Regions from separate parts of the Homo sapiens genome. Here region 2 is linked to region 1. The links are chromatin loops, found by intact Hi-C in ENCODE. Cell type or tissue: tibial artery. All regions are shown on one strand.

The links. Peaks named below come from ENCODE experiments on the same cell type or tissue, not always from the same donor. Only the 100,000 strongest peaks of a DNase experiment are listed, where the experiment ranks them.
Region 2: a loop joins it to region 1, with 12 times the contacts of the local background. A loop is called at or near these places in 10 of 110 quality-filtered maps.

The regions. Positions count from the first base shown.
Region 1 is chr4:184,544,336-184,552,335 of GRCh38, reverse strand. No RefSeq gene overlaps it. Among named protein-coding and RNA genes, the nearest start is that of LINC02427, 11 kb to the right of the region's middle. In tibial artery, no CTCF peak of the experiment used is centred here; no DNase peak of the experiment used is centred here; H3K27me3 peaks cover 1,257 bases.
Region 2 is chr4:183,513,325-183,521,324 of GRCh38, reverse strand. No RefSeq gene overlaps it. Among named protein-coding and RNA genes, the nearest start is that of ING2, 12 kb to the right of the region's middle. In tibial artery, no CTCF peak of the experiment used is centred here; no DNase peak of the experiment used is centred here.

The DNA of each region.
Region 1 (8,000 bases):
ACACCAAAAGCATGGGCAACAAAAGAAAAAGATAAGTAAACTGGACTTCATCAAAATTTAAAACTTTTGTGCAATCAAAGGACAACCTGCAGAATGGAAGGAAATATTTCAAATAATATATTTGATAAGGGATCAATATCCAGAATATATAAAGAATTCCTACAACTCAACAATAAATAAACAACCCAATTAAAAAATATTCAAAGGACTTACGTAGACATTTTCCCAAAGAAGATATACAAATGGCCATCAAGCACATAAAAGATGCTCAACATCACTGATTACTAAGGAAATCAAAACCACAATAAGATACTACTTCATACCCATTAAGATGGCAATTATCAAAAAAAACAGGAAATATACATTTTGGTGAGGATGTAGCCAAATCAGAACTCCTGTGCATTGCTGGTGGACTCTACGGTGGTATAGTCATGGTGGAAAAAGAGTACAGTGGCTCCTAAAAAAATTGGAACATAGAATTACCCTGTGAGTCATCAAGTCCACTTCTGGGTTTAAACCCATAAGAATTGAAAGCAGGGACTTCAACAGATATTTGCAAATTCACTTGCATAGCAGCATTATTCATGATAGCCAAAAGGTGGAAGCATTCATTGACAGAGGAATGGATAAACAAAATGTGGTACAGACATACAGTGGAATATTACTTAGCCTTAAAAAGAGACATTCTGACACATGCTACGATATGGATGAGCCTTGACATAAGGCTAAGTGAAAGAAGCTGGATACAAAAAACACTGCATGATTCCACTTATATGAGATATCTAGAATGTCATTTTCATAGAAACCAGAAGTAGAATGATGGTTCCCAGGTACTGGGAGGATAGAGTAATGAAGAGCTATTGTTTAATGGGTACAGAGTTTCAGTTTGGGAAGTTGAAAAGGAAAAAGCTCTAGAGATGATGGATGGTGGTGACGGTTGTACAATCAGGTGATTGTATTTAGTGACGCTGAACTATGCACTTAGAAATCGTTAAAATGGCAAATTTTATGCTATGTATGTTTTTCCACAATAAAAATTAAAAGCTTTTTTAAAATTAAAAGCTTTAGAAGAATTAATTAAAATAAAAGTAATTAAAGCTATTTTAAAATTAAAGCTAAAATGAATTCTTCCTCAATCCCAATAACTATGTGCCAGAAGTGCTATTTCTGCTCTGATTATTCTACCTACTGTGAGTATCCATGTGTGACTTTTTGGCTAGTTCATAAAATAAACTTGAATGAGCATTAATTTTTTCTAATACTCTTCCTCTATCCACAAGCTACATTCTACACCCTGCAACTTGCAGACCACACGTGCTACAGATGAATCATTTTTCTGCTCCCTCTCCTAATTCCCTCTAGTATTGGTGTTTTATATACTACCTCCTGCTGCTCTAGGTCCAATCTCTGTGCAGTTTGATGTCTTGGTATTGGTAACTCTTGACCTGGGTAAGCAAAAAACACAGTGAAATTGATGTTTTGTCTTTGGAGATTACCCTGGGATAGGAGCATCTTTGGGTGGTCCATCCATCTTCATTCATTCCTGTTAAAAATGTTAACAAGTGTTTTCTGGCTTAGGACTTTAAAGAAGGAGAATTTTATTAATTTATCAGCTGAATCGGCATTTCAGCGGCTTATGAAGCATTTGCCATTGTTTGGGGTTACAGTGATGATAACATGAAACACTTAATGAAAAACTTTCACAAAACCTGGTCTCTTTCCAACAGCTTAGCTATGTGAGAAGAGCTTTTGTAACATGACAACTCTAAAAATAAAACCGTTTTCAAGTTAAAGCTGTCCTTCCAGTTGCTGTTTCAAACTTTATCCCAAGAACTGAGGTACCATTCAGTAAAAGGCAACTCAACAATAAGGCTAAGTACTTGTTTTATGTTTTCTCGTGATGAATTTATTTCTTGTCTTTGAGTTTACAATGACAGCTATAAAAGTGATTGTCAATAATATTAGTATAATTTAATTTCTAATAGAATGAGTTTTCTATGTATGTGTTAGAGCTACGATATTCTTTTTTTTTTTTTTTTTTTGGAGATGGAGTCTCACCCTGTCACCTCGGCTCAATGCAACCTCCACCTCCTGGGCTCAAATGGTTCCCCTTGCTCAGCCTCCCAAGTAGCTGGGATTACAGGCGCCCGCCACCACACCCATTTAATTTGTGTATTTTTAGTAGAGACAGAGTTTCACCATGTTGGCCAGGCTGGTCTCGAACTCCTGACCTCGTGATTTGCCTGCCTCAGCCTCCCAAAGTGTTGTGATTACAGGTGTGAGCCACCATGCCTGGCTGTAATCCTCTTGCCTCAGCCTCCCGAGTAGCTGGAATTACAGGTGTGTGCCACCACACCCAGCTAATTTTTGTATTTTTAGTGGAGACGGGGTTTCACCATGTTGGCCAGGATGGTCTCTCTCTCAACATGGTGATCTGCTTGCCTCAGCCTCCCAAAGTACTGGGATTACAGGCGTGAGCCACTGCACCTGGCTGATATTCTTAATAATATCAGAATTTGTTTTGTGCTCTATGATGATGATACTAGTGAACTGTATTCTCAGCAATATTTTGCAATGCCTCACACTATTAATACACTTATTTGTGTTTTTGGCTGGGTGCGGTGGCTCACATCTGTAATCTCAGCACTTTTGGAGTCTGAGACAGGTGGATCACTCAAGCTCAGGAGTTCGAGACCAGCCTGAGCAACATGGCGAAAGCCCATCTCTACTAAAAATACAAAAATTAGCCAAGTGCGGTGGTGCATGCCTCTAGTCCCAGCTACTTGGGAGGCTGAGGTGGGAGGATCACTTGAGCCTAGAGGTGAAGGCTGCAGTGAACCGAGATTGCGCCACTGCACTCCAGCCTGGGCGACAGAGCTGGACCCTGTCTCAGGAAAAAAAAAAACAAAAAATCAACTATGTGCCATGCACTGGGAAGACAAAAAGATAAAATCACTCCTGCATTTAAGAGGCTCACCTCTCTCAGAGGGAAAAAATAGAAACAATGAGAGGTAATGACTATGTACAATGGGAGTGAGACAGCAATCTCCAACCGGCCTGTGCACCGGGGTGGACCCTCGGCAAGTTCACGCCCTTCGCACTGGGGAGGAGCCCGGCCCCACCTCTTTCTGGGTGGAATCTAGGATTCAAATTGGCAGACAGGAAGGGCACCAGCAGGGACTCTGGCTTCGCAGAGGGTCCCTTTTCCTCCCTTTTTTCCTTTTCACCCAATAAAACCCTGCTTTACTCACCCTTCAAACCGTCTGCAAGCCTACATTTTCGTGGCCGTGGGACGGACAAGGACCCCGTGGTTGGCTGAACTAAGGGAAAGTCCTGTAACAGGAACAGGGAAGGAGGTCTGCTGAGGGTCCGGAGATCTTGCAGCTGAACTAAGGGAAAGTCCTGCAACAGGAGCATGGAGGGAGGTCTCTGCTGAGGGTCCGGAGATCTTGCACAAGAGGCAGGGCTTCAGGTCAGACTTGCAGGATGAGTAGGTGATGGGCAGGGGCGTGGGAGTGGGGAGGGGAGGAAGTGGAAACAGCCCGGATCCAGGAAAGAGGCAGAAGGCAAATGCCAGGAAAACGCACATCATTCCCTGGAGCTGGAGGGAGAAGACCAGCACACAAGAGCCGGAGAGTACAAATAGGAGACGAAACGTGTGCTGGATCCTGGTCACAAAGGAGCTGCTGTTCCCTTCGAAGGAGGGGACACTACCTTGAAAAGCTACAGAGGGATTTCAAGCAGAGAAGAGCTGCAACCTGATGTGTCAATCTGAAGAGCACTCTTTGTCATTTATGAGTAAGGAAACGTTGGAACTTTAAGAGACACAGAGCGACGTCTGCATACTTCCTTTTGTATGGCAACTTCCTGTATTAAGGGTGAGAAACCCTTAATACAGATTCTCATGATTATGTGTATTGTGAGGTGGTATTGGGGTTCTCAAAGGAGAGGGTTATTCCTGGTTGTTAGTTGTTTTTTAAATTTTTGTTTCTTTTAAAATTATTTGTTTTGGGGCCGGGCGCGGTGGCTCACGCCTGTAATCCCAGCACTTTGGGAGGCCGAGGCGGGCGGATCATGAGGTCAGGAGATCGAGACCATCCTGGCTAACACGGTGAAACCCCGTCTCTACTAAAAATACAAAAAATTAGCCGGGCGTGGTGGCGGGCGCCTGTAGTCCCAGCTACTCGGGAGGCTGAGGCAGGAGAATGGCGTGAACCCGGGAGGCGGAGCTTGCAGTGAGCCGAGATGGCGCCACTGCACTCCAGCCTGGGAGACAGAGCCAGACTCCGTCTCAAAAAAAAAAAAAATTTGTTTTGGTTTTTCTGTTTTTTGTTTGTTGCTGGTTTTTTAGAGGTGGGTCTCACTATGTTGCCCAGGCTGGTCTGGAATTCCTGGGCTCAAGCCATCCTCCCCACTCAGACTCCCGAGTAGCTGGGACCACAGGTGCACACCATTGCTCCTGGCTTTGGTGCTGCTTTTTATTAAGGGGATTTTCAAGTGTATACAAAATCAGACAAAACTGAATAATGTACGCTTATGTCCCCCTCACCACTCTCAACAACCAGCATCCTCTGGCCTTTACACTGGAAACTGTAAAGATAAAGTCTCCTCAGCATTGTTTAGAATTATGACAGATGAAATCTCTCAGGCAGTTCCCTGGTAATTAGATAAAATAAACTCTGCATTTCCCTGGTAATCAGATGACCACCCCCGGCTACCAACAGCCCCACCCGAGTACTACTTCCTAGAGTACTGTACTTGCCCTGGGCTAGGCAAAGCTGGGCTTCCAGAGCCTGTCAAAACAGTGGGCGCGACAGACTTCCTCAGAAATGCTCTGTGTTCTGCCTTGATCTTTCACATTTGTTGCTTCCTCTCAACACTGAACGTTTGCTTGGGTCAGGGGTGAATAAACCATGGGTGAATTCAGGCCTCAAACTCCTTGGGAGGAAGCAGAGTTCATGCCAGACAGAAAGGAGGCGGGGGTTCCCCCAGTTCAAGGTGCACACAGCTGGGACCTGGGGTACACAGCACCTCCTTCACTCCTCTGCCGTCTCCGCAGTCGGACCTGGCCAAGAGGACTCTGCACTCTGCACTCAGCCTCCTGATTCAAAACTCCACATAGGGAGTGGCCAGCATAGCTTGATTACTGTCTATTGAGTGTTCATCATATGCCAGGTATTGTGTCAACGCTGTCAATCCTCATAATTGCCCTTTGAGTTAAGTCTTCTTAACACCTTTACACAGATGGGGAAACTGAGGCTTTAGAGTTTAAGCAGTTTGTCCCAAGCTACATAGACTGTAAGTGGCAGAGCTAGAATTTGAACCCAGGTCTGACTGACTTCAAAGCCCAATACCTATTTGGTGGATGGAAACGAGAGGTTCATTGGCTGAGCGTGGTGGCTCATGCCTGTAATCCCAGCACTTCGGGAGGCCAAGGCAGGCAGATCATGAGGTCAGGAGATCAAGACCATCCTGGCTAATGCGGTGAAACCCCGTTTCTACTAAAAATACAAAAATTAGCCGGGCGTGGTGGCACACACCTGTAGTCCCAGCTACTCAGGAGGCTGAGGCAGGAGAATTGCTTGAACCCGGGAGGTGGAGGTTGCAGTGAGCTGAGATCATGCCATTGCACTCCCACCTGGGCAACAGAGCAAGACTCCGTCTCAAAAAAAAAAAAAAAAAAAAAAGATGAGAGGTTCAGCAGAAAGACCACAGTGTCCTGACACTACTATTTGTGTGCAGTTTCATTGTGTGTTTGTCTGTCTTGATCCAGGCTATTTCAATGCTGAGTGGCTTTAAAACTCCCAGCTGAAACCATGTACATACACATGGGAATTCGTCTCAACAGTGCAACTGGAACTGTATTTCTGCATGTTGTCATTGATATTTGAATAGTCATCCGGCAGGTTTGCATTCATGATCTCATTTGTGTCTCTGGAACTGAATTAGGTTAATGTATTCCTGGAACCCAACATGGAGACTTTAAAAGGTAAAATGCATACAAAATAGGACAATGTCCATTGATGATAATTCTACACCAAAGATTTTCAGTCAAACCTATGTCAGATTCTTCTCTGGACAAACTCAGAACTCTCCATGCCTTAGATTAGCAGCCTTCCGTTCTGCCCTGTGCTGGAACACCCTGGCTCATGAGAACAGGAGCACGCAGGATCCCAGCCCTGCATTCAGGGGAGTCATGTTACTTGGCCAAGATGGATGGGTTGAGCATCCCCTATCTGAGACGCTTGGGACCAGAAGTGTTTTGGATTTTGGACTTTGGAATATTTGCATATGCATAATGAGAGATCTTGGGATGGTACCCATGTCTAAACACAAATTCCTTTATGTTTCACGTACACCTTCTAAACAGAGACTCAAGCGTCATTTTATGCAATATTTTTAGTAATTTCATGCATGAAACCAAGTTTTTTAAAAATTATTTTTACTTTTATAGATTTGGGAGCTACAACTGTAGTTACCTTACATGGCTATATAGCATAGTGGTGAAATGTGGGCTTTTAGAGAAACCCTCACTAGATGAGTGCATGTTGTCCCTAATAGGTGATTCTTTGTCTCTCACCCTGCCTACCCTCCTACCTTTTTGAGTCTCTGATGTCTATTATCCCACTCTCTATGTCCATGTGTACATGTTATTTAGCTCGCACTTAGAAGTGAGAACATGTGATATTTGACTTTCTGTTTCTGTTATATTTCACTTAAGATAGCAGCCTCCAGTTCTATCCATGCTGCTGCAAGAGACATGATTTCATTCTTTTTTATGGCTGACTAGTATTCCATGGAGTATACATCACATTTTCTTCACTCAATCCTCCACTGATCAACACTTAGGTTGATTCTCTATGTTTGCTATTGTGCATTGATTGCATTTTGACTGCGACTCATCCCATGAGGGTGGGTGTGAAATTTTCCACTTGTATCATGTTGGCACTCAAAAAGTTTCAGATTCTGGAACATTTTGGATTTTGGATGTTCGGAATAGAGATACTCAACCTCTATTTACACCATGTGTATTAGTTTCCTAGGCTACCATGGCAAAGTACCACAAAGTGTGTGGCTTTAAACAATAGAAATGTATTCTCTTCTAGTTCTGGAGGCCAGAAATCTGGAACCGGGGTCAGCAGAGCTATGTTTCCTCTGAGATCCTGGGTAGAAGTCTTCTTTACCTCTTCCTAGCTTCTGATGGGGGCGTCAATCCCTGCCACTCCTTGGTTTGCAGACATGTTGCTCTAATCTCCACCTCCAGAGTCACGTGGCATTCTTGGTGGGTGTGTCTGTCTGTGTCTCTTCTCCTCCTCTTATAAGGACACTAGTTGTATTAAGAGCCCATCCCACTCCAGTATGACCTCATTTTAACTAATTATATCTGCAATTACCCTATTTCCAAATAAGGCCACATTCTGAGCTTCTGGGAGTTAAGATTTCAACATATCTTTTTGAGGACACAATTCAAATTATAACACTATGGAAATCAGCAAACACTACAAATCAGGGCTTTAAGAAAAATAATTAAAATGTAGAATTTTTTAGAATTGGTTTCCAACACATCAGTGTGTTTGTCTGTCATATGACATCAGGACAGGGCCACTCACCTCAAATATCACTTTTCCATGGGAATTTTTCATCATAAATTTCCACATACTCCAAATGGACTATATGCTGTCTGTCAGAGTAAGATTTAAAGGTGACAACATGCTAGTTAGGATTTACCAGCCATTTCTCAGCCTTTTAAACATTTCTTATATGTGTTTCCACTATAGAAAACTTTAAAAATATGGAAGAGTAGAAAGAGAAGTTTAAAAAATTCATTCATAGTTTCATCATCCAAGGAGAGAGCTATTAATAATCCTTGAAAAATTTTCTTCAAAAATATTTTTGGAACTTTTTCTCACTTTTTCTTTTGCCATTTATATTTTTTCTTTTGTGATTAACCTGTTTGAGAACTTTGGCTTTTTTTCCTAATGCTTTTTATTATATATATA
Region 2 (8,000 bases), 1.0 Mb after region 1:
TCATAGCTACTGATTTTCCTGAAGACTTCAACTAATTAAGAGATGAAACAAACAGAAAGACAGATTTCCTACTCTCTCACTAAAACATGCTAGAAATGGCAAATTTGGAGCCCCGTCAATGACTCTGCTGGAATTATTACTCTTGGGCAATTAACTACCCCTTTTCTCTAGAGATCTTGTGCCTCATGCACAATTCAGGTTTTAATTCTATCTACAGATGGTATTTGTCCACCCTTAATAGAAAGTTTTGATGGTGGCACTGGTTAAGCAAATCTGACTTTCTGTAAATGCATTTTACAGAAACAATTACTTTAAAATGACAATGGGACTCTCCTAGGAAAACAGTTTAGTTGATCTTTACAGGTTATAAAGCCAAAGGCGCATCATGACGTTAAATTCGAATAAACTTCAGAGCCTGCTGGGAGCACGAGATCGTTGCCTAGGGCCACTTCTCACATCTACTTGACCCTCATGGTAACAATAGAATGTGGCTTGAATTCAGATCCTCTTTATCACTTGCCTTTTATAGTCCTTTCTTTCTCAGAAAGGGACATAAGACGAACAGTGGTCCTTTCTGGGAGTTCCTCTGATCAAATATGAAGGTTACTATCCATGTGTGACTATGAACGTATACGAATTCTACCAATTAAGAAGCCAAACAAGTTAATTTATTTTCAAGGTTGAGCTAGTGGGTTATATAACCCAATTGTATTTGACACACAATTCTTGAACAGTATTGTTACTTGTTGCACCAGATTTGGTTAGGGAGGCTTTAAACACTTATACTTCTCCTCCACCCAATTGAGTAGTACTGTCTAGTAGAAAGAAGATACCAGTCCTTATGCCTGACTGCTGTCTTTAAACAATGGTACAAATGGCACCAAGACCATAGTGCTGGATATGGGAAAGTAGGGAGCTGGGGTATAAGTCCCCCTACAGTAGGATTACTCAGTAGATTTGAATATGATCCATCCTTTCATGGTGTAGTGTAGGGCAACATTTTCAAACCATTTGAAAGGACCCTACTTCCTCAGAATAGTAAGGTATTATGGGGGAAAAGTGGCAGTATTTCTCAGAACCTCTAATATGTATGTGCCTTCTGAATCTCCAAGAGGAAGAATTTTATATGCAAAGTATCCCAGCTTTCTTGGGCCAGTTAGCATTCTAGGATCCACGGAACGCTTTGGGAAACCGTAGTTTGGAACACAGTCTCACCCCAAGCCGAGGGACGTCGCCTAGTTACTACAGGATTCCTCTCCACGTTCTACATGACATGCTTTTGCAAATTATCTTTCACATTCTGCTTAAGTTATCTTTGAATTGTCATATCAATGTCGAAAGTCAGGATGTGGCAGGTCTGAGAAAATGTTAAGGAAACAAGTGGCACTGTGTTTACACTTGGGGATTATTTACGAATGCTTATGTATGGGAAAATTCCTTTCATGGCATAACAGTTGCTTCTCTTGTCCCTTTGGTAGGACAGACCTCAGTGGAGCATAACAAATAAAACAAAGATGTAAGTATCTAGTAAAAACAAAACAAAACAAAATAGTAAACCCTCTACCTTAATCCTGGATGTAAAGTAGTATAAAAATCTACTTTTAGCTACTATTTGCAACTCACTGGACTAGCCACTTGTTGAAATACTTAGGGAGGTACTGCAAACTCTCACACATAAGGTACTTTTTTACAAAAGTGCTTTACAAAGAACCCAGACTCACTCTTGTTAGCTTAAATGGATAAAAGTCTTGTTTTGAGATCTTCAAGTGACATGAAAATAATATAAATTTTTAAAATCAATTCCAGATAATTAGGCATTTAGTCTACTATTAGGAGGGGAAATCTAATTTAAAATAAATTTAATACAGTGAAGACTAAAATAGAAAGAGAATACTTTAGGCCGGGTGAGGTGGCTCACGCCTATAATCCCAGCACTTTGGGAGGCCGAAGGGGGCGGATCACCTGACATCAGGAGTTGGAGACCAGCCTGGCCAACATGGTGAAACCCCATCTCTACTAAAAACACAAAAATTAGCCAGTGTGGTGGTGCATGCCTGTAATCCCAGCTACCTGGGAGGCTGAGGCAGGAGAATTGCTGGAACCCGGAGGTGGAGGTTGCAGTGAGCTGAGATTGTGCCACTGCACTCCAGCCTGGGTGACAGAGCAAGACTTTCTCTAAAAAAAAAAAAAAAAAAAAAAAAAAAATACAAGGCCAGGCACAGTGGCTCATGCCTGTAATCCCTGCACTTTGGGAGCCCGAGGCGGGTGGATCATCTGAGGTCGGGAGTTCAAGACCAGCCTGACCAACATGGAGAAACCCCGTCTCTACTAAAAATACAAAATTAGCCGGGCCTGGTGGTGCATGCCTGTAATCCCAGCTATTCGGGAGGCTGAAGCAGGAGAATCACTTGAACCTGGGAGGCAGAGTTTGCAGTGAGCCAAGATCGTGCCATTGCGCCATTGCACTCCAGCCTAGGCAACAACAGTGAAATTCTATCTCAAAAGAAAAAATAAAAAAATTAGCCAGGCGTGGTGGCACACACCTGTAATTGCAGCTACTTGGGAGGCTGAGGCAGGAGAATTGCTTGAACCTGGGAGGCAGAGGTTGCAATCAGCCAAGATTGCGCCACTGCACTCCAGCCTGCCTGGGAAAGAGTGAGGCTGTCTCAAAAAAAAAAAAAAAAAAAAAGAGAGAGAGAATACTTTAGGTAACTCTAGCTTTTCTCCCTCTCTTAACTGGGCACAGGAAAATGTCCTTATTTCTCACTGGGTAATTAGAAAAGTGCTGGGTTGTCAATTCCACCAAGTTGCACCTTAGTCAGAATTATCCTGAAGTAACAATGACATTGATGAAGAAAATAGTCTACGCAATACTCAAACACTATAAACTCAAAGCCAAAGCTACTGCAAAGTTTTTGCTGTGAAAATTGAATTTCCCAGTCATGATTTTGCTACGGTGCTTTATAATTGCTTAATCTATGAGAATTTACTTTTTTCAAGTTGATGGGAAATGAATGTAACCAAAAAGGAAAATGTGTTCTAAGATTACAGAAGAAAATTTCTGAAATTTGGAAGATGTTATCACATCTCAGGAAGGCACAGAAAAGCAATGGAAGTCTGTCAAAAAGGCTTGAAATTGCTATGTTCTACCATTTCATATAGTTGGTAAACCACATTCTTCTATTAGAATCAAAAAGATTACTTCCCACCAAGGGTATATGATTCCATATTACTAATCTAAAACCTGAACACCTGGAGAGAAAACTAGCCAGCTGGCCTAACATCTGTTTCTGTGTGGGAAGTTTCTAAGATTAGAATACTGTATAAATAAGTTAAGTCCTCTTGTCAAACAAAGCAATTAGATCTTGCTGTTCAAAGCTAGTAGATGGTGAAACACTGCTATCTGACCACAAGAACAGGGGAGAAAAAACAATCCACATATTAAAAAAACCAAAACTGGTTGGGCACGGTGGCTCACACCTGTAATCCCAGCACTTCGGGAGGCTGAGGCAGATGGATCACTTGAGGTCAGGAGTTCGAGACCAGCCTAACATGGAGAAACTCCATCTCTAATAAAAATACAAAATTAGCCGGGTGTGGTGGTGCATGCCTGTAATCCCAGCTACTCGGGAGGCTGAGGCAGGAGAATCACTTGAACCCAGGAGGCGGAGGTTGCGGTGAGCCGAGATCACACCATTGCACTCCAGCCTGGGCAACAAGAGCGAAACTCTGTCTCAAAAAAACCCAAAAAAAACCAAACAAAAAAAACCATACATTGAAGTCAAGCACTAGATACTCTCTTAGAATCTATTTATTCTGAAGCTAGACACAGATTCAACCAAATGCTTTTCCAACACACAACAAACTAAGAGGGATACAAACTACAAGGCAGACAGTTTTAGAAGCAAGGAAGCATGAAAAACATCAAAAGCAGCCAAATTTATTTTAAAAAACACTCGGAAGCAAGTACAGAGGCAAATGGTCCTCCATACTGGAGCAAGATTTAAGAATATCACTGTATAATCACATGGTGTTGAGTCAAAGGATGAATACATTAAATGTTTGTTTGTCCTACTATACGCCAAGAAGAATTTAAGGACATATTTAAGAAGGCAGGAAAATTTTTATCCAATACAATTAAAATCTGAAAGACTACTTTTAGCTCTTATAGGTACACAGCTATCCAAAATACCAAAATATGCTGCTGCAGTAAAAATCTCATTCCTCCTGTGTTTATGACATGGACATGTTGCTTTTATCCAATTTGTAAGGAAATTGGAATTTTTGTTTTGATAATAGAGACTGCTAAATCAAGAACCCACTAGCTAGTGGATAACTGAGGAAATTAGCTGGGTAATTCTAAGGATTTTTCAGGTCTGGAATGCTGGGCCCAAGAGTGATGGTATTGCAAGGCTGGCCCAGGAAACCTCTCTCAGCTCCCAAAGAGATGCACTACCGCCCGGCTCAGGCCTGTAATCCCAGCACTTTGGGAGGCCAAGTGGGGGGCAGGGGGGCGGGGCGGATCGCTTGAGGCCAGGAGTTCAAGACCAGCCTGGTCAACATGGTGAAATTCTGTCTGTACAAAAAATATAAAAATTAGCCAGGCATGGTGGTACACGCCTGTGATCCCAGCTACTTGTGAGGCTGAGGCAGGAGAATTGCTTGAACCTGGGAGGCGGAGGTTGCCATGAGCCAAGATCGCACAACTGCACTCCAGCCTGGGTGACAAAGCAAGACTCCGTGTAAAAAAAAAAAAAAAGAGAGATGCACTGAGGAGGTGCCATTTTTAATCCTCAGATGAAAAAAGAGGTAAGACTAGAAACTCCTTTGGGGTCAGGATAATGTCACTCTAGTACCGATATAGACAATGTTGGCAAATACCTTATGAGGTTTACAGAAACCTTAATTAAGAGGCAACATCCATCTGCATGCAGCTAGACAAGTGCTGTTAAACTAAGAAATGTTAATATTGTTTTATACTGATAGTCAAGGAACTGCACTGGTTAACCTTTTGTTAAAAGTGTTTTCCAGAGTAGGATGGTAAGGTAAGTACTCAAGAAAAGTCTCAAAATCCATTTGATCACATCATGCAGAAAGACTCAATTTGGTGTTTACGTGTCTTTTACCCTTACCTAACGTTACTTACTTATCACACCTTTTAATTAAAAAAAGGATAGACTTTGGGCTCTCTTCACTGGCCATACTGCATAGCTAGTGTTTAATAACACTGTTTTTATTACATTTTAAGGTAGTCTTCTAGTTGCAGAAAGTGATACTAATTTTCCATTTGCCAAAGTGATATGCTTCCTTTTTAAAATAAATTTACATCAAACAGTGAGTTGACTTTAAAAGTACTAAGCACATAGTAGTTTTAAATATAAAATTAGAATGGTGTGCAGAAATGGCAAAATCCATCAAGATCTGTCTGTGGTGTCTGAAGTTTAGAAAGCCCTGCTTTAAAGTGTACTTACAACGCACGTGAATTAAAGCTGTTATTTTATAAACTACCCAATTAGTAAGTTTGTGACCAGGAGACCTCTTTCCTCGGACTAATGTTAAGACATGAATAACAGCCACACTTTTAGGTAACCATATATTAAATCAGCCATTTTCCAGCTGAACAAACTGCAGGCCAAAGAGGACAAGTGACCTGTCCAAGATCACAGGTTGAGTCCACATCTCTGGAATCTTGGTCCAGACCACTTCCCTCGCATTGAAATAGGAGACGATGAAGGAGCTGTGGTTTCTCTGATTGATGTAGTTTAGGCAATATAGTAAAGGAAGTCCCAAAATAACTAACTTCACTTAAAATGTATTTTGAACAACATAAAACTACTAAGTACTTGATTCAGACAGCGCTGAAGAGCCGTCTAGCCGTCTAGCTTACTTACATTAACTGCTCCTTGAAAATTTGCTCCTTCCATTTCAGGAGGGGGAATGAGGACAGAACCCCAGAGGAAGCCACCTAATAGGTATATGAAAAGGACTGGGGAGATGCAATTTTTCTGGTGTACTGTAGAGATTTCGAAAATTTGTTATTTTTTGTTTATTTTTTCATGTCTGCATCCAGGCAACAAAATGAGTAGTCAGCTCATGTGAAGTTTTGACCCAAACCTGCAGCTTGGCCACAGTCCTGGCATTCCGGGGCCATTCACTCTCCTACTCTCCCAGGTGATGCTCCACACCTCTCATTCCTACAGACTTGCAACTCCCTTCCCCATCACTTCCTCAGCTGGGAAAGTGGAAGCTATCATTTTCCCAATAACAAAGTTAGCAACCTACCTGCATATACGCCCCATTCACTCCAGAATCTAAGCTCCACAAGGTTACAGATTGTCTCATTTTGGTCACTGCTTTATCCCCAGTACAAACGATGCCTTGCAAATAGGTGCACAATAAATATTTGAGTAAGTGAATAAAAGTGCTGCCCTCCCTGTGGACATGGACAAGGCACTGCCTCTTCTGCCTACTGAGACCAGCCTCTCCTGAGTCCTGCATCCCACTCCGTCTTGCCTATTCAGTTTCCCCATCAACAGCATTCACTTGCCCCTCCTAACGGGATTCCTCCAGCATATAGTCAATCATGCCATACTATTTCCCGAATAGCTTAAGTCCTCCCTTAGCTCACCTCCGCCTCAGTTATAACCCATCTCTGTTCCCCTTTGCAAGGCTTGTCTGCAGTTGCCATCTCTATTTCAGTCCCCTTCTGCTCACAATCCAGACTCCAAACGTGCAGCTTGTTAACGACAATCCCCCCAATCTAACAGTTAGTTGTGTTCATCTTCCTTCAACAGCACCTGAATGAGCCGACGACTCCCTTCTTGAAACACTTTATTTCACATCACGGAGAGCTCTCCTCAGGTTCCTTTGCTGGCTCCTCCCCATTTTAGATGTTGGAGTGACACAGGGCTGACCCTCTCTCCTCCCCATCTACTTGGTTGCTACTCAAAATGCGGGCCCCGGCCCAGCGGCATCAGCATCACTGAGAAGCTTGCTAGAAATGCAGACCCTCGGGCCCCACGTCAGATCTCCTGAAGCAGAATCTGGATCTTAACCAAACATGCTTATTAACATTTGAGAAGCTCTAATTTCCTGAGTAATTTCAGTCACATGGCTTCAAATGCCATAGAGATGACTCTCCAAAATGTTCACCTCCTATTACCCTAACGGTCATATGCCGGGTTCCATGCTGGATTCTACTGGAAATCTATTAGGCATCTCAAACCTAAGTGCAAACCATAAATTTTTATTCTTTTTCCCCCTTCAGGCCAAAAACCCGAGTCACCCTTGTCATCTCTTTGCCTTCCAATCCCTGGGCCAAAGTTATGTTGGCTGTACCTTTAGTACACAGAGTCCTACCACTAGCCACTACTGCTGCTGCTACCACCCTAGGCTAAGCCACCAACACTCGATGTGAAGACTTCTGAGTTGCTATTAAATCTTCTGAGTTGCTTCTCCTAAATCTATTTTCACCCAGGTTCCCTATAATATTGTATACACAGTATCCAGAGTGACCTTTATGTCAGACCATGGCTCAAACCCCTCAATGGCTTCCCAAGTTTCCTACCATGGCTTCCAAGAGTCCCCAGTTCCCAGCCCCTTGTACACTGTGCTCTAATGCCCTGCTTTAGTCAACCTGCCAAGCTTGTTCCCTCCTCCCTCCCTCAAATCTTTGCCTGCCTTATTTCTGCTCTTAGCTCTAAGGATTACTTCCTTAGGGACACCTTTTTAAATTACCATAAATAAAAGACTTGCCACCCCCCCTTCCATTCATTTCCAGCCCTTTACTCAGTTTTCCTTTCACTTTAGCAATTTACCTGACATTTTATGTATCTGACTCCTCCACTAGAATGTATCGTCCACAAGCAGGGATATTTCCTTTTTACACCACAACTGCTTAAAACGGTGCCTGGCACATTAATTAGCACTCAGATGTTGAGTATTCAGGCACTGGTGGTGGAGCCACTGGGGGCAGGAGATACTCTCATGTGTGTATAAGC